2 separate regions of the Homo sapiens genome follow, and region 2 is linked to region 1. The links are chromatin contacts, found by Hi-C or POLR2A ChIA-PET in ENCODE. All regions are on one chromosome and are shown on one strand. Each heading gives the region's core, a stretch centred on a gene start or an enhancer-like site at or near the end of the contact. The rest is flanking DNA. Distances are from core to core; before and after follow the strand shown.

What was found. Hi-C counts contacts between places; a loop is a spot of excess contacts on that map. ChIA-PET counts read pairs that join two places held with the same protein, here RNA polymerase II (POLR2A).
Region 2: a loop to region 1 is called in a map of Panc1, with 3 times the contacts of the local background. The contact joins two enhancer-like sites. A Hi-C loop is called at or near these places in 1 of 168 maps with a recorded cell type or tissue (Panc1). POLR2A ChIA-PET finds 5 or more read pairs at or near these places in 5 of 52 experiments (Caco-2, GM12878, Panc1 and 2 more).

What each region holds. Positions count from the first base shown.
Region 1 is chr19:39,294,713-39,300,847 of GRCh38, reverse strand. It overlaps IFNL1 (interferon lambda 1), which reads right to left and starts at 4,441. Exons shown (of 5, transcript NM_172140.2): 1 at 4,256-4,441; 2 at 3,966-4,043; 3 at 2,741-2,884; 4 at 2,552-2,635; 5 at 2,175-2,457. The coding sequence starts at 4,426. The coding sequence ends at 2,332. Within about 2 kb of position 1,252, at least 2 of the 41 ENCODE cell types and tissues checked have a DNase peak (open chromatin) inside an H3K27ac peak, as active enhancers do.
Region 2 is chr19:39,393,498-39,400,320 of GRCh38, reverse strand. It overlaps MED29 (mediator complex subunit 29), which reads right to left. Exons shown (of 4, transcript NM_017592.4): 3 at 6,684-6,768; 4 at 1-2,864. The coding sequence ends at 2,622. Among named protein-coding and RNA genes, the nearest start is that of MED29, 5.5 kb to the right of the region's middle. RefSeq lists an enhancer at 1,951-2,000. Within about 2 kb of position 2,485, at least 37 of the 41 ENCODE cell types and tissues checked have a DNase peak (open chromatin) inside an H3K27ac peak, as active enhancers do.

The DNA of each region.
Region 1 (6,135 bases), core at 3-2,502:
TCTAACTTCTGCGGTCAAACAGTCCTCCCACCTAGGCCTCCTAAAGTGCAGGGATTATAGGCGTGAGCCACCACACCTGGGAACATTTAACTTGTTTTTGGTTATCAAAGGGAGTGCTTCAACTTTTGCCCGTTGGTTGTGTGTAATTTCTGTGTATGGCTGTACTTCAGCCCTCTGACTCCTAATCAAGAAAATACTCAAGAGTGCAAAGGAGGCTGGGAGCCGTGGCTCATGCCTATAATTCCAGCACTTTGGGAGGCCGAGGTGGGAGGATCACTTGAGGCCAGGAGTTCGAGACCAGCCTGGCCAACATGGTGAAACCCTGCTTCTACTAAAAATACAAAAATTAGCTGGGAGTGGTGGCATGTGCCTGTAGTCCCAGCTACTCAGGAGGCTGAGGCAGGAGAATCGCTTGAACCCAGGAGGTGAAGGTTGCTGTGAGCTGAGATCTTGTCATTGCACTCCAGCCTGGGTGACAGAGCAAGACTCCGTCTCAAACAAACAAACGATACAAAGAAGTGAGAGTTATAGGATTATAAGAATGGAATTTTATTCTGAATCCCCTGTAATGTAACAAAAAGTCAACCATTCAGAAACCTTGGTGGAGCTGGTGTGGTGGCTGACGCCTGTAGTCCTAGCACTTTGGTAGGCCGAGGCAGGAGGATTTCTTGAGTCCAGGAGTTCGACACCAGTCTGGGCAACATAGCGAAACCCCGTTTCTGCAAAAATTACAAAAATTAAGTGGGGGTGGAGGCACATGCCTGTAGTCCCAGCTGCTCGGAAAGCTGAGGTGGGAGGACGGTTTGAAACTAGGAGGTGGAGATTGCAGTGATCTGAGATAGATCGTACTACTGCACTTCAGCCTGGGCGATGGAGCCAGGCGCTGTCCCCCTCTCCCCAACCCAAAAAAGAAACTCTGATGAGTTATTTTGGTAATAAATTTCTTGTGACACACCTCACAGTGAATTGTGATGGGCTGGTGGCTCTCTCACTGTTTCAATGATTTCTTGCCTTATAACAAACCCAACTTAGTGGCGTAAAACAAATATTATTATGCTCACAGTTTCTGTGGGTCAGGAACTTAATCAGGGCCCAGTGGTGATGGCTTGTCTCTGCTCCAGCTGGGACCTAGAGTCATCTAAATGCTTCTTCACTCGCATGTCTGGTTCCTGAGCTGGGGTGATTCAAAAGCTATACTGGGACTATCAGATGGAGTACCTATATGTGGTCTCTCTGTATGTCTGGGCTTCTCACACCATTGTGGTTAGGTTCCAGGATGTAGCATCCTGACCGCTTTTCTTTTCTTTTCTTTCTTTTTTTTTTTTTCTTTCTCGAGACGGAGTTTCACTCTTGTTGCCCAGGCTGGAGTGCAATGGCGTGATCTCCGCTCACCACAACCTCCACCTCCCGGGTTCAAGCGATTCTCCTGCCTCAGCTTCCCGAGTAGCTGGGATTACAGGTATGCATCACCACACCCGGCTAATTTTTGTATTTTTAGTAGAGATGGGGTTTCTCCATGTTGGTCAGGTTGGTCTCAAACTCCCGACCTCAAGTGATCTGCCCGCCTTGGCCTCCCAAAGTGCTAGGATTACAGGCCTGAGCCCACGGAGGCTGGCCTTTTTTTTTTTTTTTTTTTTTTTTTTTTTTTTTTTTTTAAGATGGAGTTTCTCTCTTGGTGGCCAGGCTGGAGTGCAGTGATGTGATCTCGGCTCACCACAACCTCCACCTCCCGGGTTCAAGCATTTCTCTTGCCTCAGCCTCCCGAGTAGCTGGGATTACGGGGTCATGCCACAACTCCCGGCTAATTTTTGTACTTTTAGTAGAGACAGGGTTTCACCATGTTGGCTAAGCTGGTCTCAAATTCCTGACCTCAAGTGATCTGCCTGCCTCAGCCTCCCAAAGCACTGGGATTACAGGTGTGAGCCACCATGCCTGGCAGTACACACACATACTTGCACACGTGTGGGCATGAACATGCACAGTTACGCACCTTTGGTTAGACTCAAGTTCAGGCAGACACTCATTTCCATACAAATACATACATAGTCACAGAAGTCAGGCACACACAAATATACACAACGAGTCACAAATTTTGCCTGCATCACCCAGACATCCACACCCAGTCACAGACCCACAATCACACACACACTCAAGGATTCACCTATCACAGAAGGTTCCAATTCCTTGTTGTTTATTTGTGCATAATGTATAAAAGTAAAACAATAAACTCAGCCCTATGTCTCAGTCAGGGCTGCAGCTTCATAAATAAAGGGTGAGAGGAAATAAATTAAGGAAGGAGTAGGGCTCAGCGCATAAATAAGGTGTGGGGTGTCAGGTGGACTCAGGGTGGGTTGACGTTCTCAGACACAGGTTCCCATCGGCCACATATTTGAGGTCTCGCGTGAGGAGGCGGAAGAGGTTGAAGGTGACAGATGCCTCCAGGCAGCCAGCGGACTCCTGTAGGGGAGGAGGGGATGGGTCAGGGGCTGTCCAGGGTCTGGGCTCCTATTGGCTCCCCAGACCCTGGTCCTTCTCTTCCTGGGTCACTCACCTTTTTGGGGGCCTCCTGGAGCCGGTGCAGCCAGTGGTGGAGGCGGCCCCGGGGCCTGGGCCCTGCTGTGGGCTGAGGCTGGATCTGTGGGCAGAAGAGGGCGGTGTGTGAGGCGGAGCCTGGGCCACCACAGGGGAAGGATGCTGCTCAGAGCCCACAGACCTGGGTGCCCGGGCCCCAAGGACTCACACAGGCCTGGAGCTGGGAGAGGATGTGGTGCAGGGTGTGAAGGGGCTGGTCTAGGACGTCCTCCAGGGCTGGGCCAGCAGCGGCCTCCAGGACCTTCAGCGTCAGGGCCAGCTCAGCCTCCAAGGCCACAGGGCGCTCCCTCACCTGAGGAGAGGTGAGAAAGAGCAGGTGAGGGAGAACAGGCAAGAAGACCCAGTTAGTGGGGACAGGTAGGCAGTCCTGGGGAAGGTCGGTGACACAGTGCATGTGGTGGGGACAGGTGAGGGGTCTGGGGAGAAGGAGACAGGAGGGGGAAGACATGAGGAAGGATACAGGTGAGGCAGGATGGTCAAGGAGGCAGGTGAGGGGATAAGTGAAATGGAGACAAATGAAAGGGGACTTACGGGGGTCACAGAAGTTCTCTGGGGCGGGGTGGGGACGGGTGAGGAGAAAGCAGGTTGGGGGCACAGTAAGAGAGGGACAGTTGCATGCACAGAGAAGAAGGGTAGGGCTGGGTGTGGTGGCTCACGCCTGTAATCCCAGCACTTTGGGAGGCCGAGGCGGGTGGATCACCTGAGGTCAGGATTTCGAGACCAAGCCTGGCCAACATAGTGAAACCCCGTCTCTGCTAAAAATACAAAAATTAGCTGGGCATCATGGCACATGCCTGTAATCCCAGCTACTCGGGAGGCTGAGGCAGGATAATTGCTTGAACCCGGGAGGCAGAGGTTGCAGTGAACCGAGATCATGCCACTGCACTCCAGCCTGGGCCATAGAGCAAGACTCTGTCTCAAAAAAAAAAAAAAAAAAAAAAAAAAGAGAAGGGTGGATGAGGGGGGAGCATGAGCTGGATGAATGTCAGTGAGAGATAATGAGGGACAGGTGACAGAGGCAGGTGAGAGGGAGAGGGGGTCAGTGTTGGGAACAGACAGGGAGAAGTGGAGCAGGACGAAAGGCACAGGTGGGCGACAGACTGGAGACATTTGGGAGAGAAATGAAGAGTGAGAGTGGAAGTGACAGGGACAGGTGAGCGAGCTAGGGAAGTGGGGCCGATGGGAGATGATAAAAGGGACCCAGGGGAAGGACAGAGTCAAGAGAGCAGTTTTGAAGTGGCAGGGGCACAGGACAGGTGAGGAGAGGTCCAAGAGAGTGAAGGACAAGGGAAACAAAGAAGGCTAAGGGGCCACTTAAGAAGAGGGGGGAGAGGGTCAAGGGAAGGGTGAAGGGGGCCTGACTTTCAGCTCACCTGGAGAAGCCTCAGGTCCCAATTCCCGGGGAAGACAGGAGAGCTGCAACTCCAGTTTTTCAGCTTGAGTGACTCTTCCTAGAGAGCAAGGGCAGGGGTTAGCCCACAGCAGGATGGCTGGAAGCTAGCTCATAGCAGCAAGGATGAAGTTGGCCTGACAGCATGGGTTTAACCCAGTGCAGAAAGGATAGAGGTTTGCCATAGTTGGAAGGCTAGAGGCTAGCCCACAGTAGAAGGGCAGTAATTGGGACACCCGTAGAAGTGGTTCATCCACAGCAACAGGAACTCACCAAGGCGTCCCTGGCCTTCTTGAAGCTCGCTAGCTCCTGTGGTGACAGAGATTTGAACCTGCCAATGTGGCAGCCCTTCCCAGTTGTGGTGGGCTTGGAAGTGGGGACAGGGCCTGCCACGGCCAAGCCTAGCACCAAAGTCACCAGCACCACGGTCCAAGCTGCAGCCATGGCTAAATCGCAACTGCTTCCCCAGCGGCATGGCTCTGCTTTTTAGCCACGCAAAATGGGCAATCCAAGATGATGTGTGTAAAGTGAAAAGGTAATTGGAAATGAGAATTTCCACTTTGACTTAAGAGGCATGAGTGGGCGGGGCCCGTCTGGGAGCCTGATGAGGGAACAGGTGTGGGCAGGGCCAAGTGAGCTGGGAGCTGCATCAAGAAGGAAAGAGAAACTGAAATCCTTAGAACTCCCTGGGCAGCTTTCAGCCAACTGGCCTCAGGGAGTCCCTGACGGAGGCTGAGATTAGGGATAAGGCTACCTGAGTGGCAGAGAGGAAGCTTCTTTTTTATTCTAAATTAGCCAGGTGTGGTGGCATGCGCCTGTGGTCTCAGCTACTCAGGAGGCCGAGGCATGAGAATCACTTGAACCCGGGAGGCGGAGGTTGCAGTGAGCCAAGATCGTGCCACTGCACTCCAGCCTGGGTGATGGAGTGAGATCCTGTTTCAAAAAAAAAAAAGCTTGTTTTTTATTTTATTGTTATTATTATTTTTTGAGACGTAGTTTTGCTCTTGTTGCCCAGGCTGGAGTGCAATGGTGCAATCTTGGCTCACTGCAACTTCTGCCTCCCGAGTTGAAGCGATTCTCCTGCCTCAGCCTCCTAAGTAGTTGGGATTACAGGTGCATGCCATCACGCCTGGCTAGTTTTTGTATTTTTAGTAGAGACTGGGTTTTACTATGTTGGTCACGCTGGCTTCGAACTCCTGACTTCAGATGATCTGCCTGCCTTGGCCTCCCAAAGTGCTGGGATTACAGGCGTGAGCCACCACCTTACTTTATTATTTATTTATTTATTTTTGTAGAGATAGGGGTCTCACTATGTTGCCCAGGCCAGTCTTGAACTCCTGGCCTTAAGCCATCCTCCTGCTTCAGCCTCGCAAAGTGCTAGTATTAAAGGCATGAGCCACTGCTCCTGGCCAAGAAGGAGCTTCTGCCATTGGTTTAAGAATGTCCCATTAACTAATTTCAGTTCATGCTCCTAATGTTTCTCTGAGTAGTTATTTTTATAATTGTGATGGTTAATTTTAGGTGTCACCTTGACTGGTTAAGTTTATCAGATAGCTGGTGATGCGTTAATTCTGGGTATGACTCTGGGGTGTTTCCAGAAGAGATTGGCATTTGAATCAATGGACTGAGTAAGGAAGACCCGTTGTTACCCAATGTGGTGGGCACCATCCAATTGGCCGAGGGCCTGAATAGAACAAAAAGGCAGAGGAAAGGAGAATTTGCTCTCTCTTATGAGCTGGGACACCCTGCACCTGCCCTTAAACATCAGAACTCCAGGCTCTTTGGTCTTTGAATGCTGGGATGTGCAGCTGGGCATGGTGGCTCACGCCTGTAATCCCAGCAGTTTGGGAGGCTGAGGCAGGTGAATCACTTGAGGTCAGGAGTTCGAGACCAGCCTGGCCAACATGGTGAAACCCCATCTCTACTAAAAATATAAAAATCAGCCAGGCGTGGTGGCACAGGCCTGTAGTCCCAGCTACTTGGGAGGCTGAGGCAGGAGTATCGCTTGAACCCTGGAGGCGGAGGCTGCAGTGAGCTGAGATCATGTCACTGCACTCCAGCCTGGTCAACAGAGTGAGACTCCATCTCAGAAAAAAAAAAAATGCTGGGACTTGCACTAGCTACCCCCTAAGTCCTGAGGCTTTTATTCTGGA
Region 2 (6,823 bases), core at 1,236-3,735, 98 kb before region 1:
GCAGCTTCAACCTCTCAAGCTCAAGGCATCCTCCCACCTCTCAGCCTCCGAGTACCTGGGAACCTGGGCACGCACCACCACACCTGGCTAATTTTTGAATTTTTTGCAGATAAGGGCTTTTGCTATGTTGCTCGGACTGGTCTTGAATTCCTGGGCTCAAGCCATCTGCCTGCCTGCACCTCCCAAAGTGATGGGATTACAGGCCTGGGCCACTGTGCCTGGCCCCAACATCTCCACTTCTGATCTCATTTTTCTGTTTTCTCACCATCTGATATATTTTACTTTTGTCACATTTACTGTCTCTCACTAGAACATCAGCTCCACAAATACAGGCCTTGGGCACAAGATACCCAATGTGTTTGCTGAGTGCAACTCAGTGGTGCCCACCTCCGCCCTGTGCCTGATAGATGTGTATCCATCACCCCACCACCCACTGAGTGCCTCTGTGGGCTCCCTGGGTGTGGTTTTAAGCATTGGTAGGCCCTGTATCATGGGTGCTGGGCTATCAGGCCCCCCCACCTGTGTGTGATGTTGTGTTGACACCACCTGGGAGGGCCGACAGTCCCTCAGTCTTGTGTGTGCGCTCATGGACCGACATCTCCACCACTGCTGGTGGGCTCTGTTGGGGAAAGGGTTAGTTGTCTTCAGTTGTATGCAAGATAACTGCATCATGTTGGGTGGGACTATGACTATGTTATCGTACTTATTTGGAGATTAAGTGTGGTTAAGGAGATGTGTGAGGGTGCCCAGATGACAAGGACTAGATGGTCAGTTTTTTATTTTTTTTGAGACAGAGTCTTGCCCTGTCGCCCAGGCTGGAGTGCAATAGTGTGATCTTGGCTCACTGCAACCTCTGCCTCCCAGGTTCAAACGATTCTCCTGCCTCAGCCTCCCGAGTAGCTGGGACTACAGGTGTGTGCCACCACACCCGGCTAATTTTTTGTATTTTTAGTAGAGTCGGGGTTTCACCGTGTTGGCCAGGCTGGTCTCGAACTCCTGACCTTGTGATCCGCCCGCCTCGGGCTCCCAAAGTGTTGGGATTACAGGCGTGAGCCACCGCCCCCGGCCCGATGGTCAGTTTTATGTGTCAACTTGGACGGGCTACAGTCCCAGTTATTCAAACACTCATCTAGCTGTCGCCATGGAAGTGTTTTGTAGATGTGATTAAAGTCCATAATCAGTTGACTTTAGATAAGGGAGATTATCCTACAAAATCGGGGGATTGGGTAAAAAACTGATTCAATTAGATAAATGGGCAAAACTGAGGCTCCCCTGAAGGAGAAATTCCTCCTAGGGACAGCGCTTCAGCCTTCCTTCTTGCCCTACATGCTCGGGCACTTCAAGGAAGAATAAGGGGAGGAATTTCCTGGGACACACAGCTGGCCATTTCCCAGTTTTCCAGTGTGGGGACTTGGGCTCAGCGTGAATCACAGAGGTATCCATGGTCCTAGGGTTTCCTTGCAGACGTGGGGTCCAGGACAGGAGGCCATGGAGTGCGAATGTGGGAACCATGGCACAGAAGATACTGGGTGGGGCAGTTCTCCAACCAGGCTGAGTCACTTGAGGCTTTCACACCCCAACATCTGAGCCTGGGCTGGTAGCTCCGCCCTGCACTTGCTCAGGCCTGAAGGCTGAGGCTGAGCTTCCTGAAGCTTCCAGGGAAGCAGGGAGTCTGAGGGGGCACTCCCTCCTTGAAGCCCCCTCCCCAGTGCCTGCTTCCCGGAGCTGGGGCTCAGGCGCCTGGGTTCTTCCCCAGGACTGATGATTCACCCCGGCTGGGGCCTTTTCACTTCTCCTTTGGGGCTAAAAATACTGGGACCCAGGCATCCAGCTGGGCCAGCCTTGCCACAAATTGCACAACGCCCCTCACTCAAGTTCCGCTGACGCAGGCTTGGGTGGGGGCCTGAGTTGCTCCCTGCTCAGACCTGTGGAGCTCAGAGCCTGGGCCCCTCCACTGCTCCTCTCCTAGGCCAAGGACCCTGGGGTCTGGGCTGACATGCGAGCCGCTGGGGGACTCTGGGCTTGGCTGTGGCCCCTGGAAATGAAGTCCCTTCCCTTAGCCCCAGATAACCCAGGGGTGCTGGCCCCCTGCATAGACACAGAGTCCCAGTTAGGAGCTGGGGATAGAAGACAGCTAAAGGGGACTAAGAGAGAGAGGTCAGAGTGAGAGAAATAGGACCATGGGGAGAAACACATTAACAGGAACAGAGAAACAAGGGAAAAAGAGACAGGATGAGAGAGACACAACTGTAATAGAGACACAGAGGAGTGGCACACAGAGACCACCTCCCAGCTGGAGACAGTCAGGAAGGACTGAGGGAGAGGGGACAGCCAGGGCTCCACACCCAGGCAAGAATGGGGGAGGGCCTGTGGAACAGAGAAGTCATCAACACACACAGTTCAAAGTCTACCCTAGGCTAGGAGGGGGAGCAGGAAGAAGGGGCAGGGACGCAGGGGCCCGGCCTGCGAGCTCCCTGTTGGCCTCTGCTGCCCCCTGCTGGCTCCCGCTGCGGTGCTCAGGCAGGAAGAGAGGAGGCTGCTGTGTTTAGGCCCAGGACGCTCTTCATTCCCTTTGCACACCACCCACCAACCACTGCCTGCCCCACTCCCTGTCCCCCACTTCACAGAGTGCCCCCAGGGCCAGCAGGTGGTGCGGGTGTCTTGCCCGTGACCTTGTTGGCACAGTCCAGCAGGGCGGTGTGAATGTCCTTGGCACAGGAAATCTGGGCTTTGATGACCGCCAGGTACTGTGGGTAGGGGAGGCTGTCAGGCTGCACTGCGTCGGGCTTGGTGGCTGTGGGCACCAACGTTGGAGAGTGCTTGGCACTGTCACAACTCTGTGACAGGCACTCATGCGCCAGGCGCTGTGGACAGGCAGGCAAGGGGACAGCATCAGCTCCACCCGAGGTCATTCTACCCCACCCCAAGGGCCAGCTGGGGGTTGTCGGCTTGGCCTCTGGATTTCCCAGGTCTTAGAGTCAGAGGTTGGCCCTGCCAGTCATTTGCTGGGGAACCTGGGGGCATGGCGGCTACTCTTCTCTGAGCCTCAGTTTCCTCCTTTGGAAAACGGGTTTAATAACCACCTCTTCCTACCTCATAAGGTGAGAACAGTGAGAGCAGGTGTATGAGACACAGGCACGGGTCCTGGCACACTGTTTAAAGTGCCAAGAACTGTTAGCTACTATCATTGTTACTGCCCTGGCTCCAGGCCTGGTGTTGGCAGTGGCATCTCACCCCTGGTTTTCTGCCTGCTTCTCTGGCTGCTCTAGGTACTACTTTCTTTTTTTTTTTTGAGATGGAGTTTCGGTTTTGTTGCCCAGGCTGGAGTGCAATGGCACGATCTCAGCTCACTGCAACCTCCGCCTCCCAGGTTCAAGTGATTCTCCTGCCTCAGCCTCCCGAGTAGCTGGGATTACAGGCACCCGCCACCACACCCGGCTAATTTTTTTTTTATTTTTAGTAGAGACAAGGTTTCACCACATTGGCCATGCTGGTCTCAAACTCATGACCTCAGGTGACCGACCCGCCTCAGCCTCCCAAAGTGCTGGAATTACAGGCATGAGCCACCGCGCCCAGGCTTTTTTTTTTTTCTTTTGAGGTGGAATCTCGCTCTGTTGCCCAGGCTGGAGTGCAGTAGCACGATCTTGGCTCACTGCAACCTCTGCCTCCTGGGTTCAAGTGATTCTTCTGCCTCAGCCTCCAGAGGAGCTGGCACTTCAGGTGCATGCCACCAAGCCTGGCTAATTTTTGTATTTTTAGTAGAGACGGGATTTCACCATATTGGCCAGGCTGGTCTCGAACTCCTAACCTCGTGATCTACCCGCCTTGGCATCCCAAAGTGTTGGGATTACAGGCATGAGCCACTTGTGCCCGGCCCCTTTTTTTTTGGAGACAGTCTCGCTCTGTTACCCAGGCTGGAGTGCAGTGGCGCCATCTTGGTTCACTGCAACCTCCACCTCCCGGGTTCAAGAGATTCTCTTGTCTCATCCAAGTAGCTGGGATTTCAGGTGCACGCCACCATGCCTGGCTAATTTTTGTATTTTTAGTAGAGACAGGGTTTTGCCATGTTGGCCAGGCTGGTCTTGAACTCCTGACCTTGTGATCTGCCCGCCTCAGGCTCCCAAAATGCTGGAGTTACAGGCACAAGCCACCGCGCCTGACCAGCTCTAGGTACTTCTTACACTACCTAAGACGTAAGTGCAGCCATTCCTAGGCCCTGTCTTCTCTCACTGTTCAAGCCCTCCCAGGGCTGTCACACCCACGCACACCACTCAGTTTCCACCTCTGCACTAATGGCGCCCACACTGTCGCTGGCCTCCCCCTGACATTTGTAGGGCCCTTGTACTCCCCAAAACTGCTTCTCCTAGGTCCCTGTTTCGGGGACAGTCCTCCTTTTTTTTTTTTGAGACGGAGTCTCGCTCTGTCACCCAGGCTGGAGTGCAGTGGTGCGATCTCGGCTCACTGCAAGCTCTGCCTCCCGGGTTCATGCCATTCTCCTGCCTCAGCCTCCCTAGTAGCTGGGACTGCAGGCGCCTGCCACCACGCCCGGCTAATTTTTGTATTTTTAGTAGAGACGGGGTTTCATCGTGTTAGCCAGGATGGTCTCGATCTCCTGACCTTGTGATCCGCCTGCCTCGGCCTCCCAAAGTGCTGGGATTACAGGCATGAATCACCGGGCCCAGTGACAGTCCTCCATTATAAACCAGAGTCCTGGGCCTCATCCTAGAAACTTTATCTCCTTCCAGCACACCGGTCCTGTGGCCCATATACAAAGCCCTGCACACGAAGCCTCTCAAGTTCCCCCAGTCTTCCCCATTTCCTCACGACCCCGCCCTGGTGGAGCCCAGTCCAGGCGTCCTTGGATCCTGCCATGGCTGCGCCCTTGGGCTCCTGCCTCCAGGGTTCAACCTCCCCTCATTTGTCAGCCAGAGGTATATTCCTAAAAAGCAGATAGGTCCATATTCTTCCCTGCTTGAAACCCTCCATGCTTCCCCAGTGCCCTTAGGATTATATTCAAAATCCAACAAGCCCTATGCCTACCACACCTCAGCCAGAATGAATTACTTGATGTTCCTAAAACAAATTTAAAGCAAATGTTATTCCCTCTGTTTGGAACATGGTTCTGACACTACCAAGCTTCTCAACCTCCCACTTTTCCTTCAAAACCCAGGCCAGGCCCGGCACAGCGGTCTGTAATCCCAGCGCTTGGGAGGCTGAGGTGGGTGAATTGCTTGACCCCAGGAGTTCAAGACTGGCCTGAGCAACATGGCAAAACCCCGTCTCTACAAAAAATACAAAAATTAGCCAGGCATGGCAGTGCATGCCTGTAGTCCCAGCTACTTTGAGGTGGGAGGATCACTTCAGCCCAGGAAGTAGAGGCTGCAGTGAGCCGAGACTGTGCCACTGCAGTCCAGCCCGGGCGACACAGTGAGACTCTGACTTGGAGGAAAAAAAAAAAAAGCCGGGTGTGGTAGCTCACGCCTGTAATCCCAGCACTTTGGGAGGGTGAGGTGGGTGGATCACAAGGTCAAGAGATCAAGACCATCCTGGCCAACATGGTGAAACCCCATCTCTACTAAAAATACAAAAATTTGCTGGGCGTGGTGGTGCGTGCCTGTAGTCCCAGCTACTCAGGAGGCTGAGGCAAGAGAATCGCTTGAACCTGGGAGGCCAAGGTTGCAGTGAGCTGAAGTCGCGCCACTGTACTCTAGCCTGGCGACAGAGTGAGACTCTGTCTCAAAAAAAAAAAAAAAAAAAAAAAAAAGGCCGGGTGCAGTGGCTCATGCTTGTAATCCTAGCACTTTAGGAGACTGAGGCGGGTGGATCACTTGAGGCCAGGAGTTCAAGACCAGCCTGGCCAAAATGGTGAAACCCCATCTCTACTAAAAATACAAAAATTAGCCAGGCGTGGTATGCCTATAGTCCCAGTTACTTGGGAGGCTGAGGCACCAGAATCGCTTGAAACTGGGAGGAGGAGATTGCAGTGAGCCTAGATCGTGCCACTGCACTCCAGCCTGGGTGATGGTGAGACTGTCCTCCCCCACACCCCCCCACCAAAAAAACCAGTCCAAAATAATGATGATACTACAGTACACATTTGCCATATGCCTGGTATCATGTTAAGCAGTTTACACGCATAATCTAAGTTTTCCTGGAAACTCCGTTTTCCTAAGGAGGAACCCAGAGGTCAGAGGTAGAGATTGATGGTGCATCTGACTCCAGAGGCTGTATTCTTAGTCACTTACCCTCCTCTCAACTCCTGCCCCTCTTCTCTTCTTTGTTTCAGACTTGGTCAGATGTGCTGTCTAGCAGTAGCCTTCCCTAAGCCACTCTCTCCCTATCCCCACCCTGGGCTTCCACACTGAGATTTCCCCATCCCAGCCCTGATCCCTCTGCCTGTGCCTCCTCAATCATAACCCTAACCACTCTGGCCTAGGCTTCTCCCATCACAGCACTGACCACTCTGAGCTGTCACTGTTTAGGGGTGTGCTTATTATTCCACTCAACTGAAAGCTCTGCAAGGGCAAGGATCAGAGCAACCCTGTGTCCTCAGTGTTGGTGGAAGCACAGGTCTGGCCCACAGGAGGTCCCCAGTTGAGTGTGAGTTGACTGACTGACTGTTTCTGAAGACCCCAGAGACTGGGACACGGCTGTTGTTACCCCGTGTCCAGAAGGCTTCTTACCAGGCACAGCTCCAGCTGGTCACAGAGTGCATAGAACTCTTCCAGGCACTTGTCAAAGCGCTGTATGGGTCCATCACTGCTCTTTCTACAGACAAGGAAAAAAGGATGTCTGAAGAATTGATTTCTAATCTTTGGGACAC